Linked DNA regions of Mus musculus: all the other regions are linked to region 1. A link is a loop called in an ENCODE intact Hi-C map of the cell type or tissue named here. Cell type or tissue: heart. All regions are shown on one strand.

Region 1 (8,000 bases):
ACCCCCTTCACCCCATCCACAGCACAAACTTTGTTTCTGTCAGACTTAGACACCAAGCCCCTGCACTTTAGACATTCAGATGCCTTGACTCTATCAGCCAGCAAGTTCCAGCATGCCCAGGCTCCTGCCCAGGGCTCAGCTTCTGGCGACGCCCTTGCTGGGCAGGAACAAGGAGACATTGAGAGGGACCTGGAATTTACTTCATCACACATGAATTCCAAATATGCAGACTGCTGCCTCTTGAAACCCTCCAATGAGTCTCTGCCCCTTCTTGAAACCTTTGCCAGAGGCAGCAGGGTTCGGGAGGGGAGCTGAGGGGTACAATAGGTGGGATACAGGGCAGCACAGACCATGCTCCTAGATGATACAGCCCCATGCCTTGGCTTTGAACCTGTGGAAAAGGAGGAACAGTTGGGGTTCACGACTCAGGCCACCTTGTGAAGTGGGGTAAAGTATGCACTGGCGTGGATGCAGACAGGACCAGGTTTCTTTTGTATACTGTGTGGACGTGCTGCATGCCTGGCTGGTGGTGGGCGCCTGCCCCTTGGGGGTCCTCGTGCCCCTCCCCAGCCTTCTTGCCTTCCTTCTCTCAAGTCCCCTGTGCTTCTCTGAAGTTCTTGATTTTGTTTTAACTTTTCTACAGTGACCCGCACCTTGATAGGAACACTTTGCCTAAGAAAGGACTCAGGTATCTGTCCCCTCCTTGTACCCATGCCATCTGTTGTGGCTGTGGAGCTTGGCTGTGTCATCCTCATTGCTGCTGGGCTGGGCTGGGCTCGGCTGGGGTCCCTGCTTTGGCCACCGCAGCTGGATTTTTGGATGACAGACCCCTCTCTCATTCTCATCTCTCCATTTGTGGCTTACTTGCTTGAGCAGGGTCTGTGCTTTGTGAAGTTTCATGTGGCAGAGCCATCTCACCACCAGCATCCCTGAGCCAGGAACAGTGACTGCTCCTGGTGGGCCGGCAGGAGGGGTGCTGAGCACGTCATGATTGTCCGTATACACACAGCCGCTTCCAAAGGAGAACATGACTTAGAGCATGCGGCTTTGTCAGCTGACCCCATTTTAAAACTCTAGCTGCTTCTGGCTGGAAATCAGCTCCATGGTAGAGCATTAGAGCATTTGCCTGCTCTACATAAGGCTATGGGTTCAATCCCAAGCACCACCAAATAATAATAATAATAATAATAATAATAACTTAAAAATACCTTTGTGGCTATGAAACATCACTAAGAGTTGTCTTAATGTCCTAATTAATGAGTGGGTCAGCTATTAATACCCATCCAGAAATGCATATGATTGGTTTTTGGTGGAATGAAAAAATAAAATAAAAACTGAACCAAAAAAGAATGCTTTTGCTTCTGTAGTAAGCCAGGCCTCTGCTGCTTGTTGGTGCTAATCCTGATGAAGCAGGATGCTCTAAGTCACCACTGCTCAAATCATGTCATCACTGTCACCAGCCTGAGGTGCTTCAGTTCGCTCACGATCCCTGTGGACCTCTGTCAGTTCTGCCTTCTTTAAAAAAAGCCTTGCTGTTTGTAGCCCTGGCTTCCCCCTGCATTAAGCGTTAAGTATTTTCACGTGAAGTGAAATGTCGTGTTGCTGTCTTGTGTGTGTCTAGTTAATAACCCAAGGCTCTTAAGACCCAGAGCATTTCGAACGTTGTTAACATGAGGTGGGTATCAACTCAAGAAGGCATGCACTGATGCCTCCCAGTAGAGTTCTGCTCCATCGTGTGTGTCCCGCTGGATATGTTAATGACTGATGCCACCATTGTCCCTTGTCTTTGAGACTGGGTCTCATGTAGCCCCGACTAGCCTTGAACCTGCTATGTAACTGCGGATGATCTCTGGACTTTTGATCCTCCTGCCTCCACTTCTCAAAGTGCTGGAATTGCAGGCTTACACCAACAGTGCTGCCCATTGATCCCAGGGCTTCCTGGGCCCTCAGCAAGCACTCCACCCACCGAGAGAAATTCATGACCCACTGTTACCCAAAGAGTCAGGAAGCTAACTTTTAAGTAGTTACATTTTGAAATGCTGTGTGCATGTCTGTAGGAGATCTATTAAAGCTATGTAGTTCTGGATTTTTAAAATTGATTGTCTAAACATTCAGGATGGGGTTTTATGACAACTATTTCCAGGCACCCGATGTGCCTTTCGAGGGTGTATAGCCATCAACAAGAGTGAAAACAGACTTCTCATTCATACTGGTTTTCTGTCTAGCTTGCCTCCTCAACACACTCATATTGGGTAGCAAATTCCTGATCAGCAGCCACCCCAGCAGTGTGGGTACTACAGAAGTTCTGGGCGCTGCCTAAGGGAAGAGAGAAAAGAGCGCGGAGTTTGGAATCAGACAAGCATGGGTTAGAATCTCAGCCCTGTGGTCCCCAGTTTCCCAGAGCGTATAGCAGGATCCATTATGTTGCGTTCCTAACTTGAAACCTTAGTTAGATGATGCATGTAATGATACCTAACCTATCAGAGATGCTCGATAAATCTTCCAGTTTTGGGATACCGGAGCTGGTGGACCCCATGACTCCTGAAGACTTCCCCACATTTGACACAGCAGTGTGTGGTTCTTTTCCTGAAACCTGTCAGTGCTACACTGTAGCAGTTAAGGGGCTGGACATGTGGCTCAGTTGGTAAAGTGCCTGTGTAGCATGCAGAAAACCCTGAGTTCAGCCCACAACTCCCTGTATTTTGTAAAGTATACACAATTAGTCATGCCTCTAATACCAGCACTTGGGAGATAGACGCGGGAGGATCAGAAGTTAAAAGTCATCTTTAGCTATGTGGCAAATTCAAGAACAGCCCGGGCTATTCGAGACCCCGCATCACACAAACTGCAGCAGCTACTGTAAACACTAGCACCCCAGGTCTCTCCAAATGCCACCCACTAACACACAGTGATTCGTGACCATTCACTGGTTCTGCAGCGTGCACATGCCAGCAGTTAGCTCATTAAAACTTCCTCAGAGCACTAACAACAACCCCTCTTCCTGACAGGGAGGGGGCTTTGAGGCGACCCTGTCATGAACCAGCATGTTCCAGTCACACCCAGGGATGGCTCTTTTGAACATTTCCAGCCTTTCTCCCTCTTAGGTGTTCCCTGCAAGCTGAAAGGAATTATAATTTTCCCCAGATGCAGCCAAGTAGGAAAAAAAAAAAAAAAGTTTTGAGAAACTTCATAAGTTTCAGGGCGTGCAGTGATCTGAGCTTTTTCTCCCCCCCCCCCCCCCCATCTTAAATATAGCTTTCTTTGTACACACTCCCCATCGGCTGTAGGGAATGTGTGTTCATAAGGGCTGTTCATTCCAGCCTGGTTTCTGTCTCCAGGTATACACCCACCTCCCAGCTTCGCACGCAGGAAGACGCCAAAGAATGGTTCCGGTCCCACTCAGCTGGGGGCCTGCAGGACACTGCTACCAATTCCCCCTTTTCCTCCGGCTCCAGCGTCACTTCTCCTTCAGGAACAAGATTCAACTTCTCTCAGCTTGGTGAGTCGCCGCTTGAGCCGCACCGGTCCACTCTGCAGGGCTGAGGTTCTTTTGTGCTTTGAAACAGGCACGTGGCCACATCCTTCTCAATATCTTTTTTTTTTTTTTTTTTTTTTTGGGTTTTCAAGACAGGGTTTCTCTGTATAGCTCTGGCTCTCCTGGAACTCACTTTGTAGACCAGGCTGGCTTCGCGAACTCAGAAATCCGCCTGTCTCTGCCTCCCAAGTGCTGGGATTAAAGGCGTGCGCCACCACGCCCGGCCCTTCTCAATATCTTAATCGGCCCTCAGCCACACAGTCAAGGAAACAAAGAAAAATCACAAAGTCCTGGGTGCTCTCGCCACATGCGACTTAGGATGGCCACAAAAAAGGCCAACCCTTAAAACACTATGAGATTTGTGTGTGTGAGAGGTTTTTGAAACTCAGTTGTACTCTATGGAGCCTGGACTTAGTAGATAACATAAAATCTGAGGGTCAGACACACCCACATACATAGTCTTTTTCCTGCGGTTCGTATAGGGAAGATTGTAGGGGGCGGGGGCATACCTCCCCACTACTCTGGGTGCATCCTGCTTCTCGGGCCTCGTGAAGGAGACCGTTTTCCAGCCTACTCCCCATTCCTTTATGAAGCCAGAAATAAGTTTTAATGAACAAGTGTTCTTGGAAATGGCTGCTGCAGACATAATGTGTTGACTGGCACGCTGAGAGGGGAGAAGGGTTTGTGTTGGGCCCTGCTGGAATGCTGAGGGATTCTCTATTAGAGACAGACACATAGGTACAGATTCGACAGACAAAAGTATGAGAGAACAGTCTAAAGCTTTGTAGCAAATCAGCAAGACGACAGGAGAGATTCCATCTTGAGTTACAGGAGAGTCGGGTGCCTGCTATCAGCGGATGCGTGAGGTAATGGAATGCAGGTGGGTATTTGAGGACTGGTCACTGGAGGGAAAGAAAACCCTTTTGGTCTCACCATTTAGAAGAGGCTTTTGTGAGTGTTCTAGACTTCCCATCCAGTCTAAGTGATGCCTGTATCTTGTCATCACTGACGTGTAGTTTTGCTCTTTATTAAGTGTATACCTCCAAATACAGCATGCCTGGCCAACACGGGCAGGGCTTTTGATGAGGAAGCTCAGCCTAGCTCAGGGAAGTGTGTCTCTTTGCATGCTCTTGGGAGGTGACTCCCATCTGAGCCATGAGACCCACGCTTGTAGTGTTTGTTCCCAGCCATAACTCTTTGCAGCGAGAGGCCCTTGTCATGCGCAAATGCTTCCTATCTGATCAAAAGCCTATTTGGACTATTTTGGGCTTTTGGCTTTACAGAGAATTGTTTCAGATGAACCCGGGGAGTAATTAGCTCATGCCTGGAAGGTGACACTGGCCTGCCTGAACGTGCCAAGTTGGAACGTGAGGCCCTGAGCCTTGCTTTGGAACTGACCCGCCTTCCCTCCCGTATTTTTAGCTCTAAGCCTGTAACTCAAATGCTGATGCGACTACCTTTTAGAAATAGACAAGGGAGGGAAGTTGGCAGGCACACACACACACACACTGCCGGCGATAAGCAGCCTCTCCCGATACCCCATCTGGGATTCAAACAGAGCTATGGATACCCAGCATCTCATTCTGCTCCTCTGGTTCCAGCGAGCCCCACCGCTGTCACCCAGATGAGCTTGTCCAACCCAACCATGCTGAGGACCCACAGCCTGTCCAACGCAGACGGCCAGTATGACCCCTACACCGACAGCCGCTTCCGGAACAGCTCCATGTCTCTGGATGAGAAGAGCCGAACAATGAGTCGGTCAGGCTCCTTCCGGGATGGGTTTGAGGAAGGTAAGAATTGAAGGAATTTGCCATACTAGGTCTCTTGGCACAGCACACTCGATGGGGCTCCCTCCTCTGGTCACTACAACTCTTCCCTTGCCTCCGGGGTAGGGATGAGGGGCTCTCAACTAGGAAGCTCTGACCCTCAGGTAACCTTTCGGGATACTTAGGGAGGAGGCCTCTGCAGCAATTGCGGACCCTCAGCATTGACTGAGTTCTGCTGCCTGAGGTTTCTCTCCTGGCCTTGGGCCATGACTTCTTGGCATGCATCTCCATCTTCCAGCCCTGTTGCTGGCTCACTTTGTTGGCAGAGACTGCACTGAGTTCATCTCCCTGTGCCCCTCAGCTTCGGGGGAGGGGGGCAGGCAGCCCTGTTCCCATCCAGTATTTTCTAGCTTGTCTCAAGATAGAGTTTCTCAGTTTTTACCCTTCTTTCCTTCTCAGGCTGCCAACCATGGACATTTATAGCTTTGTTCCTTGTAATCAGAATTATGGAAGGAAAGTTCTACCGGTTGCTTTGTCAGCTACCTTCATAACTCACTTCATTTCTCTCACCCTCTGCTCCTTCCCTTGAGACATTGCCTTAGAGGAGCCCCATTCTCCAAACACTGGGCTTGTGGGAGGCCGGATGCAGGCTGAGCAAGGAGTGATGAAGAGAGGGGAGGTGGGCGGACCAAGGATGAACCCCAGCTCTACCCCTCCTCGGGTGCCAGAGCTTAGACCGGATGCCTCACCTTTTTGTCTCCCTTTTTCACTGTGAAAATGAAAATGGTTAACATTTGGCTCATGGAGCTGTAAGGATTCAGAGATAATACTTGCAAGGGTTAGCTCTTTGCTAACTGCTGCTGCCGTTTGTGCGTGGTAGCCTGTGGGCACGACGTCCAAGCTGAAGATGAGGATTCATGAACTTGCGGACCCGGCCTGGGGGGTGGGGTGGGGGGAAATGGGGACGGGGACTGTCTCTGTTGGAACCATTTTGCTAATAGCAGGACAGAGTGTAGGAACGACTCCCTCAGCTCTCGGTCCCCGTATACAGTGGGGAATAGGCTCAGTGTGCTCTGCTCCCAGTAGAAAATCCCAAGTAATAAGGGAATACAAGAGACATACTTCTGCTTCTTGGTTTTCGTTCTAAGAAAGGCTGAAAGGACTTTTGGGATAGAGCAGGCACTTCTTGGTGACTTGGGACTCTTCCCCAGATTTATGTGCCCCAGCAACCCTGAGCAGAGCATGCTTGTAATCCCTTATATGGAAACTGCTGGACTGGAGGATAAAGAGGAGAAGAGCCTGGGTGGCTGAGGGCATTACGTTAGATTTAAGGGCTGGTGTTGTAATGACTTTGAGCAGCACAGTGGGGCACATTCCTGCCCTAAGGCAATGGAGGGGGACGGTTGCCTTAAGTTCTTTCTAGTCCATGATTGGTCAAGAAGAGCTGTAATGTGCCTCCCTCTGTCTCTTCATCTGTCATGTGTATGTCTGAGGGAATCACAAAATAGTACCAAAACTTGTCCTGACAAGTCTACACGGTCCCACAAAGGCCAGGGACCATAGCAGACTCACCCTCGGCTAGCTCTTAGACAGTCCTTCAGGAATCAGCCTGACTTGCAGACCATCTGGGATAGCAGATGAAAAGTAGGCCTGGTCTAGCTACAAGCATCACCTCAACTTTGGCAATCACACGATTCCTGATAACCCGGAGCCGAATTGCCAAGGCAGGGTTAGAACAGTAAGAGAGGAGGTTGTTACGGCACCGTGAAGTTGTGGCTTCTTCACCTTTGGGAACTTTATAGGGCTTGTGTAATTAGAGGCTTTTAATCCCTTTGAGTGTAGTTTGTTTTTGTTTGTTTGTTTGTTTGTTTTCCATTTTGAATTGATAAGTTACCAGTGCTATGAGAGAGACTTGGGGAAGTCAGACCTCAGGCCTGGCCAGGAAATGTTTACTCTTTTCTGTGAGGCAGGATTGATGCTTAGAGAAAATTAGCAGAGGTGTTTGTGAGCTGGTACTGTTTACTGAGTGCTTTAGAGCCACACTGAAGGCGATGGGAATCATAACCAGGTAGAGCAGGCGCAGCACGTCTTAGGTGCAGCCTTATGAAGTCTTTCAGGGAAGTTCATTACCGTAGACTCGATGTAATCTCAAAGTCAACTTTGGTACAAGAACGCTTAAGAGAGGTTGGAGGTGTCTTTTTTTTTTTTTTTTTTTTTAAAGATTTATTTTATTATTAATATATGTAAGTACACTGTAGCTGTCTTCAGACACTCCAGAAGAGGGAGTCAGATCTTGTTGCGGATGGTTGTGAGCCACCATGTGGTTGCTGGGATTTGAACTCTGGACCTTCGGAAGAGCAGTCGGGTGCTCTTACCCACTGAGCCATCTCACCAGCCCTGGAGGTGTCTTTAAAGTGGGTGTTGAGGCCAGAGAGATGGCCCAGCAGTTAAGAGCTGTTAAAAGCATGTACCACCATTGCAGAGGGATTGGACCCCAATATTTAGCACCCACGTATGGTGCCTCACAGTCCTGGATCTTTTGCCTATCGGAACATTACATAAAGGATTAGAAAAGCACTTCAAAACACACCAAGAGTTCTTTTTAAATTATTAACTTTAAAATTACGTTTGTCTGTTGTGTATGCACAAATACATACATATGTGTGTGTTACGCTATACACGTGGAGGTCAGAGGACAA
Region 2 (8,000 bases), 74 kb before region 1:
TAGTCCCGGGAGCATCTAGAGCGTTTCCTGTCTCTACCTCCCACTCCCCACAGTGTGGTACTGGGATTCCAGCTGCTCACCTTTGGAAGTCCAGCTTTTATGTGGATCTGTAGGGTCAGAACTCACGTCCTTAGGCTTCACCCACTGAACCATTTCCCCAGCTCAGGAAGGACTCTTCTGACAGTGCAGAGACTGTGATACTCCTGTGGCTACCACATGTTGTCTGCTGCGCTCTGAGGTCATTCCTCAGCCATGACCTCACCAAACATAGAGATCTCCAGCAGGTAGACGGTTCCAGGGCCAGGAGATCTCTCAGTCTAAACCTCTAGTTAACTGATATTTCAGAAGGGACTTGAGGTTCTGAAACAATTTCTACCAAACCCTGACCTGAGGTTGAGGGCACAGCTGGATCAGCTTCACCCTAGGGCCTATTAATATGGATGATATTGCCTCTCGCCACAGAGGAGTCCAGGACCAGTTACTGAAGATTTATGTTTTAAATTATAATGACACTTTTTCTTTCTTTTTTTTTTTTAAGATTTATTTATTTTATTTATGTGAGTACACTATTGCTGTCTTCACACACACCAGAAGAGGGCAGTGGATACCATTACAGGTGGTTGTGAGCCACCATGTGGTTGCTGGGAATTGAACTCAGGTCCTCTGGAAGAGCAGTCAGTGCTCCTAACTGCTGAGCCATCTCTCCAACCCTATCATGCATGACACTTGTCACATCATGACAACTAATTCTTAGGGAAACTGAGGCCCATCTTGCTGATTTCAGGATTTAAGGTGGCATCTCTGATAGGTTCTTCCCAGGGTAGAGTTACCAACATGCTTGTTTTAATTGCATGTATGTAAAAACAGTGACCAGGAGAACCCCCGGGAGCCTTTTTTTTTTAAGTGTTGGATTATATTCTATGATACTAGTCTAGAGGATATGGGATTGTTTTCTTATTCTTTAAATTCGATTTATGTGTAAAGATGTTTTGTCTGTATATGTGTCTGAGCCTAATGCCTGCAGAGACCACAAGAAGGTACTGGGTCCGCTGGGACTCTATGGGTGCTGGAAATTGAACCTGGGTCCTCTGGAAGAGTAGCTAGCGCTCTTAACCACTGAGCCATCCTTCCGGCCTCTGTACACGTGACTTTTGCAGAGCTAAAAAACAAAACAGAACACAGAAGAGCTCACATGAAGATAGGTATCAGTTATCTGTCAATGAAATGGGCTTGTGAGTGGCAAACATGTACCACATTAATATAGAATATTGACATAGATCAGACTTTGAAGGGAGGAAGGAGCTAGGAAACTCAATGATTATTGTACAACTTTCTTACAAACCCTTAAATGCTCTGAAAAATCAAGGTATTTAAAAATAAAGTAAAATTTAGTTTGAACTCTGCTAAGGACAGCCTACAGCCAAGAAGCCATGGCCCTGGAAAGTGTATTTTTCTCCGAATCCCTGGTGATTTAAGTTCATCTATGTTGCGAGACTTCCTGGGTATCAGTGCGTCTCTGTTCAGCATGTTTGATGCCAAGAAAGAGCTCAAAGGGGCTTTGTCTAGAGAGCAGTCTCCTGTGTGCTCGGATGCGTCTCATCTTTCACAGGGTGAACAGAAAGCTTCCTGCTGGTGCTAGAAATATTTGCTGCAATCCACACTAACAGTTGAACCACAATAAAGAGAATTCAGTCAAGACAAAATCCCAGATACAGGGGCGGGGATGGGGGTCGGGGCTGCTTGCCCATTTTTCCAAAGCTGCCGGTGTTTCTTCAGAGGGATGTGCAGTAGTTCCCATTTTAAACAAGAGTTCTCATGGATCACGATGAAGATTTTACACATGCTCATTTATTTAGATAGGAGGTGCTAAGGACACTGGTTGGACTTCTTGGCTCTCTGTCCACCCAAGGATGCATTTCATTAGCATAGTTATAGCATTTCAAAAATTAAAACTCTTGGGCCAGAGAAATGGCTTTGTCCCATAAGCATGAGCTCAGTCCCCAGATTCATGGATGTAAGGAAGAGAGGAGCTGGGGTGATGGCTCAGTAGTTAAGAGCACACGTTCCTCTAGCAGAGGACCCAGGTTCAATTTCCAGCCTCATATGGCAACACACAACCATCTCTAACTTCACTTCCAGGGGTTCCAGTGCTCTCTCCTGGCCCTGAGAGATACCAGGCATACATGTGATGCTCACGTAGTCATGAAGGCAAAGAAGCCACGCACATAATCTGGCCTACACACACACACACACACACACACACACACACACACACACACTAATAGAAGAAGAAGAAACTTCAGATTATTTTCTTTGTATTGTATATGGCATTATACCTGTTCTTGTGTGTGTATATGTGAGTTTTTAACTCTGTTTGTGCTTGTGGATGTGTGCACATGTGTGTAGAGCCAGAAGTTGACACTAGGTATATTCCTTTGCTGGTATCCACCTTTCTTTTCCTTTATTTTAATGAGATTGGGTGTGCCAGTTAGTCAGTCTTATGTCAATTTGACACACAAACTAGAGTTATCTGAAAGGAGGGCATCTTGGTTGAGAAGATACCACAATAAGAACCCAGATGGAAGGTGTTTGCTTAATTAGTGATTAATGGGGAAGGGCCCTGCCCATTGTGGGTGGTGCCATACCTGGGTAGGTGGTCCTGGGCTCTGTAACAAAGCAGGCTGAGCAAGCCAGGGAAGCAGCACCCCTCCATGGCCTCTGCATCAGGTACCGCCTCCAAATTCCTGCCCTGTTTGAATTCCTGTCCTGATTTTCTTCGATGATAAGCAGCAATGTGGAAGGGTAAGCCGAATAAACCCTTTCCTCCCCAACTTATTTTTGGTGGTGGTGTTTTGTCTCAGCAATAGAAACCCTAAGATGTAGGCTATCACGGTGTAGGCCCTGATTGGCCTGGGCCTTTCAATCTAGATCAAGCCAGCCTACAGTTCACGGAGATCCATTTGCCTCCCCTGTGTTTGGATTAAAGGCATCCACCAACACCCATGACCGCTTCCGTTTTTAAGACAGGGTCTCTCACTGGACCTGGAACTTACTGATTCACTTAGGCTGGTGGGCCGATGAGATCCAGGGATCTGCCTTACTCTACCTGCCACCCCCAGTACTGGATTTACAGAGTCCACTCTCCTACTTACTGCTTTTATACAAGTCCTGGGAATCTTAACTCGGGTCCTGATACTTGTTAATAGAAAGTCTGTCATCTATTGAGCCATCTCTTAGATGACCCTCAACACCACCACCTCCAATTGAAATTCTTATAGCACATCTATCTATATAGGATAAGCTAAACTGAAGTCCTCTGGAAATTAGTGTTCCATGGACTTTTATTAAAATATGGAGCAGCTCTTGCCCAGCAGTGGTTGGTTGTGGTTGCATGCTTTTAATCCCAGCACTTGGGAGGCAGAAGCAGGTGGATCTCTGAGTTAGAGGCCAGCCTGATCTACAGAGTGAGTTCCAGGACAGCCAGGGCTACACAGAGAAACCCTGTCTATGTATGTATGAATGAATGAATGAATGAATGAATGAGTGAGTGAATGAGGAGCATCCCACTGCTTTTTACAGAAGATGCACAGACCAGGGTATCACATTTTAGAACTGTGCAGACATCTCCCCTCTTGGATCCATCACTCTGCAAGGAGCGTGGTAAGGATAAAACAGTGAAAAGATGAGTCAGAGTCACCTGGGTGCTGAAATCAGAGGATCAAGGGAATAACAATGCTGCCAGGTACCACTGCTGAATCCCACCCCACCCCACCTCCTGCCCCTACCTTACCACCTCCCCCACCCACCTGCTGTGAGTCTCAAAGTGGGGAAGCCATTGCCCTGCTGAAGGAATAGCACAGCCACTCAGCAAGTCATACTGTACCTTGGAGGCCTGAGAGCCAGTGCCACTGATTGCAAATGTGTAAAAATGGCCTTCTAGATTCAAAGAAATCTGACTTTCAGAGTTTCCGCTTTTAGGTAGTGGCCTCAAAACTACTCTTGGTTGAATTTGTCTTTAAGGCTTTATGTGTAGGGCCAAAGAGATGGCTCAGCATTTAAGAGTACTGGCTGCTCTTCCAGAAGTCCTGAGTTCAATTCCCAGACATCACATAGTGGCTCACAGCCATCTATCTGTAAATGGGGTCAGATATCCTCTTCTGTCATGGAGGTCTACATGCAAATAGAGCACTCGTGTATTTAAAAGATGTTATTTGCAGTGTTACTGAAATATTGCATATGTCATAAAATACCTGTCCCACCCCCACCCCAAAGCCATAAGAATTCAAAGGGTTTGATGTCTCCCACAATGGTGCACAGCCATAACCTAGAACCCAAGAGCTGAAGGCAGGAGGATCTCAAATTTGGGACCAGCCTGGGCTACAAAGTGACACCCCAGTCTAGAAATATACAAGCAACAGAGGCATGCCAAGAAGTAGATATAACAGAGGGACTATGTTTCTTTGTCTGCAGTCCTCTACCTCCCATACCTACTCCCGCTCACCCCTACCCACCCCCCACCTATCCCCTACTGGGCAGAAATCACTGCTTTTGTTGTTGGGTGTTTGAGTCAGCAGGGAAGCTAGCTGAAGCAGTAAGGTCCGACTTGAGCCACCTGGGCAACCGCCAGAGGGTGCTGAGCCTGCTAGCTTGTAAGAAGTTTAATTTGTTGCAAACCCCACATCCCAACGAATACCCTGTGTTTGCCTACAGCGTGCTCTCTTCTGTGCTTAATTCTGTGATACCTGGTTGGGGTCTGGATCCTGCGACCCTGTGATTGCACCTCCACTCCAGCCTGTCTTTCTCTCCCCCACCCTGCTCTCTGTGCTCCTGCGGCCTGCTCAGGCTCCATCTGATTAGCTTGGCAACCTCTTTCAAGTGCTCCCTGGAGGGCCAGGCTCTGTTGACAAGGGCCAGCCAGAGTAGGCTGCAGACCTCCTGGGTTCACTTGTACTGTGGCTGCCCGCCCGCTGGCCTGCCTGCTGCCTGCCTGCCTGCTTCTCTCCATCCAGAGAACTTTTCATCCAAGCCAGGATTGAGATGGATGTGAATTGCAGAAAAGCCAGGGAAGGAGCTCGTGTGCTTTGAGCTGAGAACCTCCCCCAGCGGAACAGTTCACAGTTCTCAAGGTCTGTTTGCTGGGGTTATGTTCCCGGTGCTCAGAGCTGAGGCGGCTTAATATGGCTACAGGTAGCTGGATGGGGAAGCTAGGGATGTAAGTAGAACTCTACATCCTCCTGGAAGGAGAAAGGTTGGAAACCTGGTGAGGTCCTGAGGAGCTAGCAGCCCCCAGGGACAGCAGAAAGCGGCACAGAAAGGTAGGAAATGTGTCCTATATCCCTCAGCCCTAGGAGGGGTTGGGAGGGTTCCAGCAAACGGCTGAGGAGAGGGTGGGTGTGTGCCCAAGGATTGCCTATAAAGGCGCAGAATGAAAGCTGGGAGCTTTCCTACCTGCCCCTGCCCTTGTGTGTGTGTGTGTGTGTGTGTGTGTATGTGTGTGAGTGTGGGTGTGTTGCCCAGTTGGGGTCATTTGTAATTCTAGTCCTGTCACCACAGGGAAACTTGAGCTCTGACCCTGTATTTTCTCCAGAAACTGCTGTTGGTTTTGTTTTCTTTTATGTCAGCCTAGGGGACCCATCAACAGGAAGTGATACATTTTAGTATCTTTGACTGGGATGGCTTTTATTTCCTTGAAAATAAGAATATTCTGTGGGGAGGGTAGTAGAGACACTGAGAGGATGACACTGTTTGCTGAGTGACATGTGTCACGCTCTGTCAGTGTGCCACACTAAAACTCCAGGGCAGATGGGACCTGAAAGAAAAAAAAAATGAGTGTCGCCATTTTAATATCAGCACAGAAAAATTGGCCTCGTTTTTTTTTGTGATCTCATTTTTGCATTTCATATGCATCATCTTAAATCAGACACAGCAGCTGCCCCACCCGCCTTTGGTAAAGACCCGGCGCCTTCAAAGGGATTAGGCAGCTCTGCTAGGCTGGCATTCAGCTTGTCCCTCTGTGACCCAGAGGGAGGTTTAGCCATCTAACTTCTAAGAGGCCCTAAGCTAAAAGGATCTTTTTACAGGTTTGTCCAGAAACTCAATTTACATCCTAATAAACTCAGAGAATCAATGTCACGCTGGGCTGTAACCCTGCAGCGTGCCTTGAAGAGCACGTGTTGTTTAGCTGCTAAAATGTGGTGGTCTGGGGCTATCAGCCCCCCTCCTGCTCCCTCCCAGCTTTATGCAACACCATAACTGTTGATGTACGTGCTGGTGTATTTATGTTGATATTGGCAAGGGATCTCACCTATGCCCATTTGCCTATGTTCACTTCTAAACTAAAGCTGTGTCCAAAAACTTGCAGACAGGCTGATAAAGTCTTTGAAGAAAAGTAATCGCCAGGCCCGATGTGCTTTTCCGCCTCCCGTTCCTGCTTTCATTTCTTGCAGCAGAGAGCTATTTCCTTTTCACTGCATGCGCGTGCTGCTCTAAGTGCACTAGAGTGAGTCCTTCCTTACCTGTGGTTCCTTCCCCACCCCCACCTACCCCTACCCCCAGCCCCCAGCCCCACCTCCAGCTCCATCCACAACAGTGACGTCTTTCCAAGTGAAAGACCCCCCCAGCTGAGGCAGGCTAGGTAGAACTGTGAACTTGGAAGGTACAAGGACATGTCACATCCAGCCAGTTTCACTGGGCTCTGTGGTATTACCTCACTGCACTTAGGAAGGGAAAGGATCTCTTTACCCAGTCTTCGATTCTGTCTAGTGTTTGTTCCAATGGACGCTGTGGGGTTCCTTAGCTAGTGTGAGTCTGAGGCCAGCCTGATCTACAGAGTATGTTTCAGTACAGCCATGGCTACACAGAGACACCCTGTCTCAAAGAAACAAAACAAAACAAAACAAAACAAAACAAAACAAAACAAAACAACAACAACAAAACCAAAGGGGAAAAAGGAGGGAAGGAAGGGAGGGAGGGAGGGAGGGAGGGAGGGAGGGAGGGAGGGAGGGAGGGAGGGGAAGGAAGGAAGGAAGGAAGATAGGAAGGAAGGAAGGAAGGAAGGAAGGAAGGAAGGAAGGAAGGAAGGAAGGAAGGAAGGAAGAAGGTGTCTTGTGGCTGGCACATGGCCTTTGCAATGGGGATACGAGGTCCACCCTGCAGGTTTGCTCATTCCCTAGAAGTCAAGGTGATTCAGCCAGCATGAGAACTGGTGTTAGGGAAAAGTCTGTAGCAAAATATATTGGTGAGAAAAAAAAATGCTCATCAAAAAAGCATTTGGTGTATGAGGAGCAGAAGAGAAGGCCCAGAGGTGTGTATACTGCTCTCCCAAGGGACCAGAGTTTGGTTCCCGTGAAACCTACATCAGGACGTTCACAGCATCCTTGATGCTAGCTCAAGAGGGTCTTCTGTCACCTGCACACATGGGCACATATCCACACACAGTCATACATGTATAGACATCGTTAAAAACATAAATGAATAGGGGGCTAGAGAGGTGGTTCTGGCTGCTCTTCCAGAGGATCTTCATTTGATTCCCAGAAGCCTCATGGTGGCTCACGAACATCTGTAACTCCAGTCCCGAGGGACTCAGCACCATCTTGTGTTCTTCCTGGACATCAGACATGCGTGTGATGCGCATATAGATAGATAGATAGATAGATAGATAGATAGATAGATAGATAGATAGATAGATAGATAGACAGATAGATAGATAGATATATCACAAAACACCCATGCACATAAAATGAATAAAAAACTTAAAACTATAAATATGTCTTGTTAAAAATAGGGTATGGGATGATGGCAGCATGGAAAATCCAGTGTGCTCTTTGAAACTGAAGTGGGGCCTGGTACTTGGCCGCTCTCAGCCACATCTGCATCCCTGCCCTTTGTCTCGGTTCCCTCCCATGCAGTTGACTCTCCTCCCTTTTCACTGGTGTTCCAACCACAACAAACCCCTTCCTTCCCTTGGCTTACCTCTTCCATTTCCCCTTCCTGCTTCTGTG
Region 3 (8,000 bases), 52 kb before region 1:
TCCCGCACAAAGGGTAACTTAGGGATGCTTTTAGCCACCAATGCAGCATCTCCTTCAGAATAGTTACATCCTATATAAACAGCCAGCACCCTGTCGGCACCAGGCCGATCACACAAGCCGACCTCTCTACCATCTGGTGTGGACCCTTGTAGTTGCTTTGAGACTCGGCAATCTCAGGAAGAGAAGACTGGTCCTCACTTTGATTTATCCCATTCATCCCTAGTGCTCAGTGACACAGAGTGGCTTGGGGTGAGCTCTGGGATTGTGTGGAGGCCAGTAAGTAGGGGCTGAGGGAAATGAAGGATAGCGTGGCTCAGTGGACTCCATCCCCCACTTGCAGATAGCAGGTACCTGCTCTCAGAGCTCCACACAACTTGCCTGGAGATGAGGGCAGAGGGAGTCACAGCTCTTCAGTTTCTTCAGTGGCAAAATAACACTTAGGAAGAAACATTTCCTTTTATTTATTTAAGTTCTCTGGACATGGCTCACGCACACCCAGACAGTAGTTGAAGCCCTTGAGAGCATGTAGAAAGGTGTTGTCGTTTGAGGAGACATCTGTTGTGTGGACTTTGATGGGGTACAGATACATCCATTGGGTCTCGTATTCCCTTTTAAAACGTGGGTGCAAGAAGCCCTTTGGGTGCTCACAGACCTAGAACTTATATTCGATGGCTCATTCTCTCCTTCCCTCTCCCTCTTTCCTTCTTCCTTCTCTTTCCCTCCTCTCCCAAGCAGTGAGGAACAACTTCCTGGTTTTCTCTATCCAGGGAACCCTGATAAACTCAGATCCTTTCTGTCCTGGGATACCTTTATCTTTTGGTTTTTCCTTGGTTTCTACCCAGAACCTAAGCCTACAGGACCTTTTATCCATCCAGGGTCCCCACAACTGACACATTGCTCTGGGGGCATTTGTGTGCCTTAGGATGTCAACTTTGGCTGCCGAAAGGCAAGCTGGGTACAAGCTCCTTTCCCATGAGAGGAAACTGCACGCTGCCTGTAACCTGTTTGTTGGCTGTCTTGGCTTTGCACAGAGCCTTGTTCGCCTCATGCTAACAGATGCTGCCTGAGTGTCTAATCATTGCACCAATATTAATAAGACCATCAGTGAGGTTACTGGATTTGACAAGTCTTGTCATGGTCTCCCTAGAGATCTATAAATCCTTCGACCTTGCCCCCAGGCTCCAGCAACCTAGGACACGAGTGTCTCTCCTCTGAGCTTTTGCTGTGACCTTCAGACAGCCAACTACCACTATAACTTTCTTCACACACCTCAGGGCTCCGGAGCCTTCCTAAAGCTTCACAGTGGTGGCTTCCTGCTGCACATCGAACAAAAGACAGACCTACTCTGTAGCCTTCAAATCTGTGTGTTCTTGCTTTTGGCACCTCTCCGGCCTCACTTCATCCACATTCTCCTGGGAAGAGCCATGCCTTCCTCTGGCCCCCTTGACCTTGCTCACCCACCATGCCCTGCAGAACTAATGCACTGCCATCCTCCCTGTCTAGAGTGGGCTTCCCACGCCTCTTTCTTATCCTCTTCTTCCAGCTCACCTCAGAGTGGCTGACCTCTTCACCAACCTCAGCCCTCAGCTATGAACTGTTTATAAACTGCTTATCTTAGGTATGTGGGAGAGTATGGTCAAAAACAGACACATCTGGAGAGTCTATGGTCCTGACCCTGAACCATGTGAGGAGAGTGGGGAACAGCAAGGCCGAGAGGAGATAAGAGAACAGGGTGTAGCAGCTAGGAAGACAAAGCTACAAAAAGGGTGGACCTACAACAAGGTCTTCTGAGTGGCTCAAGCTTGAACACAACATTCTCCTGCCTCAGCCCCCCAAGTACTAACATTACAGTCCCACAGTGCCAGGCCGTACCCCTTGTTTTCATGCACGCTATCTTACCTCAGTGTGCTTACCAGTGTGAGCATCAGTAAAACAAAACCAGGTCAATTCTGCTTCTGGGCCAACCTTCTCTTCTAGAACAGTGCCCAGTTCAGAGAGCATGCTCCGTTTACTTAAACCAGGAAGGATGACTAGACGGACGAATGATGACTGAGCATGTATTAGTTGCTGTGATAAAACAATGACCAGAAGCATCTTATAGGAGGAGTTTATTCACACTTGTGGTTTCAGAGGAATAAGAGTCCATCATAGTGGGGAGGCATGACTGGTACAAGCAGCAGTCATGGCAGCAGGAGGAGGAGGAGGCTGAGGGCCTACGTATGTATGTCCATTTTAAGATTTATTTATTTTATATATGAGTGCTCTATGTGTATGTAGACCTGCATGCCAGAAGAGGGCATCAGATCCTAGTATAGATGGTTGTGAGCCATCATATGCTTGCTGGGAATTAAACTCACGACCTTTGGAAGAGCAGCCGGTGTTCTTAGCCGCTGCACGGTAGAGGTCAAGAGAGTTAGCTGTCCTGAGTCCAAGTGTGTCGGCTGCCGGTTTTTCTCACCTGGTAACCTCAAAGGCGATGAGATGCCCTGCTGTTCAAGGTTAAGGAGTTCCCTCCATCCTTAATAGTTAGCCAATGCCATTCTATGATAGATTAGAATGCCTGCTGGCCAGTGTCAAGTTTCAAACCCTGGACCAGTGGCTAGGATGCCTGGTCTCCAGGTTCTCTCAGTGTCCCTCAGTCAGTCCCTACCTGTTACAGGGTGTGGCTGGCATACCCTGCCCTCTACCCTGAACTCTCTAGCCAAGGGGCTGGGCTACCCTTCCCCCAGAGGCTCTTCCCTATATAATCCAGACATTTTGCTTATCCACCCTTTTTATAGCTTTGTCTTCCTGGTTGCTACACCCTGTTCTCTTCTCTCCTCTCTCCCCCGTGCCCCTCCCCACACTCCTCACATGGTTCAGGGTCAGGACCATAGACTTTCCAGATGTGTCTGCTTTTGACTATGCTCTCCCACATATCTATCATAAACTTTCTCCTCCACCATACCTAGAAGCAGTCATGTCCTTTCCCCCTCCCTCTCTCCTTCCCGTGCTCTCTCTCTCTCTTTTCCCCTGTGCTCTCTCTCTCTTTCCCTGCTCTCTCTCTCTTTCTCTCTCTCTCTCTGTCTCTCTCTCTCCCTCTCTCTAATTCAGCCAGTGTCATATGATAATAATGGATTAGAAACCAGCAGCCACTGCCATTGGGTGATGGATTAGAAAGCCTGACAGCCAGTGCCGTTCAGTGATAGATTAGAAAGCCTGGCAACCGGTGCCATTAGGCAATGAGCTAGAAAGCTGATTTCACAGATGAGAACTGGGGGGATCAGAAGCTGAAGTGACTGCCTCAAAACACCAGGTTATAAAATGGGCCCTGTCAACCCTAGACCCAGCCATGTGGCCACAGTGTCCTTTTCATTGGTGAGCTCAGCTCTTGCTAGTCTGCTACTTCTGCCCTGGTCAAAGTCTGGTAGAGGGTGGAAGTAGAAACTAGAAGGCCTAGGACCCCCGGTGGGTAACTAGCAAAAGCTGAGGCACACAGCCTGGCGGGAGGTCTGCTCTGACTCCCCCCAGGCAACATCAGAGGTGCAAACCTGCTAAAATCCCCAGCAGAGGTCTTGAAACGGAACATGAAAGAGTTTGTGACCCTGTAGACTTGAACTTCTCTCCATGCCAAGCTATAATTCCAGTACTTTTTGGAGCAAAAGATCAGAACCATAATTTGCGGAGGGCCTCCGAACAGGCGCTGATTATGTTTCAAGACAAGCTGAGGACGGAGCTGCCTTGGAAGGGATTGGGGAGGGAGGCATAGTGTCTGGCTGAAGCAATTAAATGTAGTTGGCTTCTCATTTTAAACAAAGGCCCCCAGGAAGCCTCCAGAGAGCTGAAGTCTTAAGGGTCTGGAATAAAAGGGTGGGGGGCGGGGGGGGGGGGGGGGAGTTGGCCAGCTGGGGAGCTCCTGTGGGCTGACCTGCCTTCAGTGTCCCCTACAGGAATCTGGGAGGGAGGCCTCCCTGAACAAGCAGCAGTCATGCTAATGGTGTGGCCTCTCTGCTTATACCCAAGGTCAGCTTCCTGTGCTGGGGTTGAAGTCCCTGCAGGGAACTGGCACATGGCACCTCTGCTGTTGTTCCTTGGCTGTCCTTTGTGTCAGTCGCTGTGCTGGATGCCAGCCCTGTTCTTCAGAGGTTACCCCAGCGCTGTGACCCTCCAATGAAGGTCTGATCTATTAAAAAGCCTTTGGGGTTCCTTGTCACCCTCTGTCACCTCCCAACCTGGCCCTGCCACCTCCCTGGTCTCATCTCCACTTCTCAACCTGAGTACCAAGTGCTTCTAAGGCTGTATGGGCTTCTGGTGGCTTTGCAGGCTGCAACCCTATCCCAGCACTTCCTCTTGCTTGGGCTCTTGCTCTGGGCCAGGCTAGCACACACACCCCTTCAGAGTCCCTCTAGCAGCTCACTCCCTTGATCACACAAAGGAGCCCGTGTGGTCCTTTATTTTAACTTCTAACTCAATCTTAAATTGTTTTCTATTTCTGTAATGCTAGGCTTAAAGACTTAAGTTTTATTTGTCATGAGGTTCCCAGGACCTAATAATACAGGCTCTGACACATAGCAGGTTGGCCGAGGTGACCTGGGGATATGGTTGTGCCACCTATCCTAAGCCATGCATGCTACCATACACTGAAAAACACCAGAAACCAGGCATTTATTTGCTCTCTGTAAGCCACAAGGCCCAGGTAGAAGCCAGCATGAAAGATTCCCACAAGGGCCTTCCTCCTTCCATCCTCTCTAATAGAAACAGTACTAGGGAATGTTCTCAAGCCCTTTGAAAGGCTGCTAATCCTACTTAGAAGGGCTCTGCCCTCACTTCCCAAGGACAGCTGCAACCTGCAAATACTCCCACCCTGCCAGGAATGACAGACAGGAAGGATCACCCTGCAGGTGAGGTCCTATGCTGGGCTTATGGGCACATGGAGGCTGGGCTGGAGCTGTCTTCTGGGATACCAACACCCTTCGCATGGTGCAAAAAGCAGATCAGGAGCTGCTAAGGGAAAGGCCCGGGCACTTAGACCGTTCACATTTCCAGATCCAATGGCAGGGCGGGACTATGGGAGTGTTCCTGAAAAAGCCGGATCAGACCTTGGACAAGTCGGGGGAGGGGAAGCAGTTCAGGTGGGGCGGGGGAGCTGGGGGAAAAGACAAGAGTCCAGGAGTTCTGCACTGGGAAGAGGCAGTCTCATCTTGGATGAGACCCACACCACCTACCCTGTGTCCTTGGAGAATAAGCCTCCCCAGCATCTGGGAGCCCATTATGTCAGAGGTCAGCCCTGTGTCTCTGCGGAGAAACCTCCCCAAAAGAAGACCTTGATAGACAGAAGCAAGCAAATAGCTGACTTATTTGCAGATGCCCTGGGGCCCCTGGTATTAGAACCTCCAGCATCTAATGATTAAACACTATACAAACACTGGGTGACCAGCTCTCCATGTAAGTGGGCTGCAAAGCCAAGAGGGCATGGCCCTCCCAGCAGCTGGAGAGATGCTTTCTATGCTAAGCAACGCACCTTCCAATTGGAGCCCAGGAGGTCACTGTAGGAGAAACCGGGTGCTGAGTGCTGGGAAGATGTGCAATGAGTATTAAAATCCAGGAACTACGGCCGGTGACTGGTGGGCTGGATTCAGGTGAGATCTGCACCCAACTGCATACCCAGCTCTGAAGGAAAGACTGGCTTCATACCCCCTTGTTAGATGGTACAGCTGACTCAGAGTGGCTAGTTATGAGTGTGGAGTCACACAGGAAGCAGATGTACCAGCTAGGGCTGTAAAGATGGCTCAGTGGCACTGCTGCTCTGGTTCTGACAGCCCAGGTTTGAGAGCAGAGGTCCCCACTGTTGCTAGCTGCCCCAAGTGACTTGAATCCAGGGCTCCTCTCCTTTAGCCTGGATTTGGATGTTCTTGTTATAGTTTTGCCATGCTGTTATTCATGTCTGGTTACTGCTAGAGAGTACAGAGGACTCGGGTGACATTACAAAGTATACAGAAGACACCGGCCTTGCTTGTTGGTGAACCTTGGGACCCCTGAGAAACTGGATCCAATTTCTGGGGCTCCTTAAACTCCAGAGAGCTTACAAAAGGCTTATACCCAGAATTCCCCAGTTCCAATGGCAGTTGCTACTCTACTGACCAGTGCTGTGGTGGTGCTGGCCACAGCCGCTGATGTCTTAGGTTTCTAACACTGTGAAGAAACACCATGGCCAAAAGTAAGTCAGGGATGGAAGAGTTTACTTGGCTTATGTTCCCATATCATAGTTCATCATCAAAGGAAGGCAGGACAAGAACTCAAGCAGGGCAGGAACATGGAGGCAGGAGCTGATGATGCAGAGCCCATGGAGGGATGCTGCTTACTGGCTTGCTCATTGTGGCTTGCTCAGCTTGCTTTCTTCTAGAACCCAGGATCATCAGCCCAGGAGCAGAGCCCTTTCCAATCAAACACTAAGAAAATGTGGTACAGCTGGGCTTTATAGAGGCATTTTCTCACTTTAGGTTCCCTCCTTGCAGAGAACTCTAGCTTGAGTCACGTTGAGTCACAGCCTGCATAGTATACCCACTGGGAACAAGATATTATACTTCAACTTTAGTCTCCATCCCAACTAACTTTGAGGATGAGGGATCACTAAATGATGTGCAAGCATTTGAAGATGGAGCTGAGATCAGAACCCTTGGCCTTCTGTGGTGATTTCTTCCCCTGTCCCAAAAAGCAATGATAAAGTGCCTATAGAGAGTCAGCTTATAGACTCTCTTCTGTATGCTGTTACAGAAACCGAAGAATCAGGTCATTAAGGAATGTGCTGTCACATCCGTGTGCTCAGGGTGTGGGCTCAGGACTTTTTCTGGAGGTGCTGGTGCTATGAGCCATTTCTGACTTGTGGGCACCGCTTCGTCTGTCTGCACTGACTGGGTGGGCTGTGTTATTTTCACCAAAGAAGCCGACCTGTTCCTCCCTAGAGTGAGAGAAATGTCAACGTAGAAGAAAGGACTCTGAAGAGTTTAAATTTAGCTGGCGGCATGTATTCATGTGCCATGCACCCTAGGCACCAGAAGATAGGTGTGACAGGTTGGCTGGGTGACAAAAGCCAGTCCTTGAAAAACTTTAGGTCTCCTTTGGAAGGCTGGCCAGGCTCATCCTAGACCTGTGCCTTGCCTGGTATATGGACTGCAGTAGGATGGTGGAGAGGCAGTGCAGAGGCTGCTGCTGTACTGACATGGGGAGGGGGGACAAGCTGCCATGATGTCAGCACCTGCTTCCACTAGCCCCTCACCCCTGTGTCCTATTGTCCCATTGTCCTGTTGTGCTCCTTAGGACTTGGAAGAGTAGCTTCAGATGGGAGGAGAATGCTATGATCCTTACCCTTGCGTTCCTGACGTTTCACGTGGGTATGCCAAAGTACCTTAAGGAAGGATTTATTTTTTGGCTCAGTTCAAGGATACAGTCCACCACAGAGGCAGAATCGTGGTTACATTGTATCTACAGTCAAGAAGTGGGGGGGAAGGTGTGTGTGTGTAAAGAGTGGTGGTTGCCTGGCTTATTTTTTTATTCAGTGTAGGACCCCAACCCCTGGCATAGCCTAACCATAGCCAATCTGTCTGCATCTGCCTCTGGGTCTTTTCTCCTCCTGTTTCTTCTTGATTCTCCCCTCCTACCTGCTGAGGTCTAGAAGCTTCCAAACCTTCCCCAGTCCACAGCAGCTGGCAGAGCTATAGAAACACAAGCAGAAACACGGCCTGCTCATGACCGTGAGTGAGCAGAGTGGAGGCTGTCTGAGAGATGGAGGCTCTATGAGGATCACTTATCCAGGCTGGGTCGGGGCAGCAGCCCACAGACCTTGGCAATGGGGGAAGTGCGCTATGGGAGAAGACTAAATTTAGTCACATGGATGGCTTTCTCTGCTTCCTGTGTCTTTGATCCACTTGGCAGTTGAAGACTCAAGTTCTCAGATCTCTCTTTTGTCCCCTGGTTATTTTGTCAGATAAACCATTTGGACAGAATGGTGTGTGTGCCTGAAC

The links. Hi-C counts contacts between places; a loop is a spot of excess contacts. Peaks named below come from ENCODE experiments on the same cell type or tissue, not always from the same donor. Only the 100,000 strongest peaks of a DNase experiment are listed, where the experiment ranks them.
Region 2: it touches region 1 in a loop (2.0-fold over the local background); 9 of 42 quality-filtered maps call a loop at or near these places.
Region 3: it touches region 1 in a loop (2.5-fold over the local background); 10 of 42 quality-filtered maps call a loop at or near these places.

What each region holds. Positions count from the first base shown.
Region 1 is chr7:49,553,572-49,561,571 of GRCm38, forward strand. Nav2 (neuron navigator 2) reads left to right here. Exons shown (of 39, transcript NM_175272.3): 17 at 644-688; 18 at 3,339-3,499; 19 at 5,137-5,325. Gm32694 (a long non-coding RNA gene) reads left to right here and starts at 5,956. Exons shown (of 2, transcript XR_003946637.1): 1 at 5,956-7,492; 2 at 7,705-8,000. In heart, no CTCF peak of the experiment used is centred here; a DNase peak (open chromatin) is centred at 4,920; H3K27ac peaks cover 4,000 bases.
Region 2 is chr7:49,479,594-49,487,593 of GRCm38, forward strand. The region is part of intron 10 of Nav2 (neuron navigator 2); the gene reads left to right. Among named protein-coding and RNA genes, the nearest start is that of Gm51447, 45 kb to the left of the region's middle. In heart, a CTCF peak has its summit at 4,627 (motif pointing right); no DNase peak of the experiment used is centred here; H3K4me3 peaks cover 1,789 bases; H3K27ac peaks cover 2,879 bases.
Region 3 is chr7:49,501,221-49,509,220 of GRCm38, forward strand. All of the region lies in intron 11 of Nav2 (neuron navigator 2), which reads left to right. Among named protein-coding and RNA genes, the nearest start is that of Gm32694, 54 kb to the right of the region's middle. In heart, no CTCF peak of the experiment used is centred here; a DNase peak (open chromatin) is centred at 4,071; H3K27ac peaks cover 7,689 bases.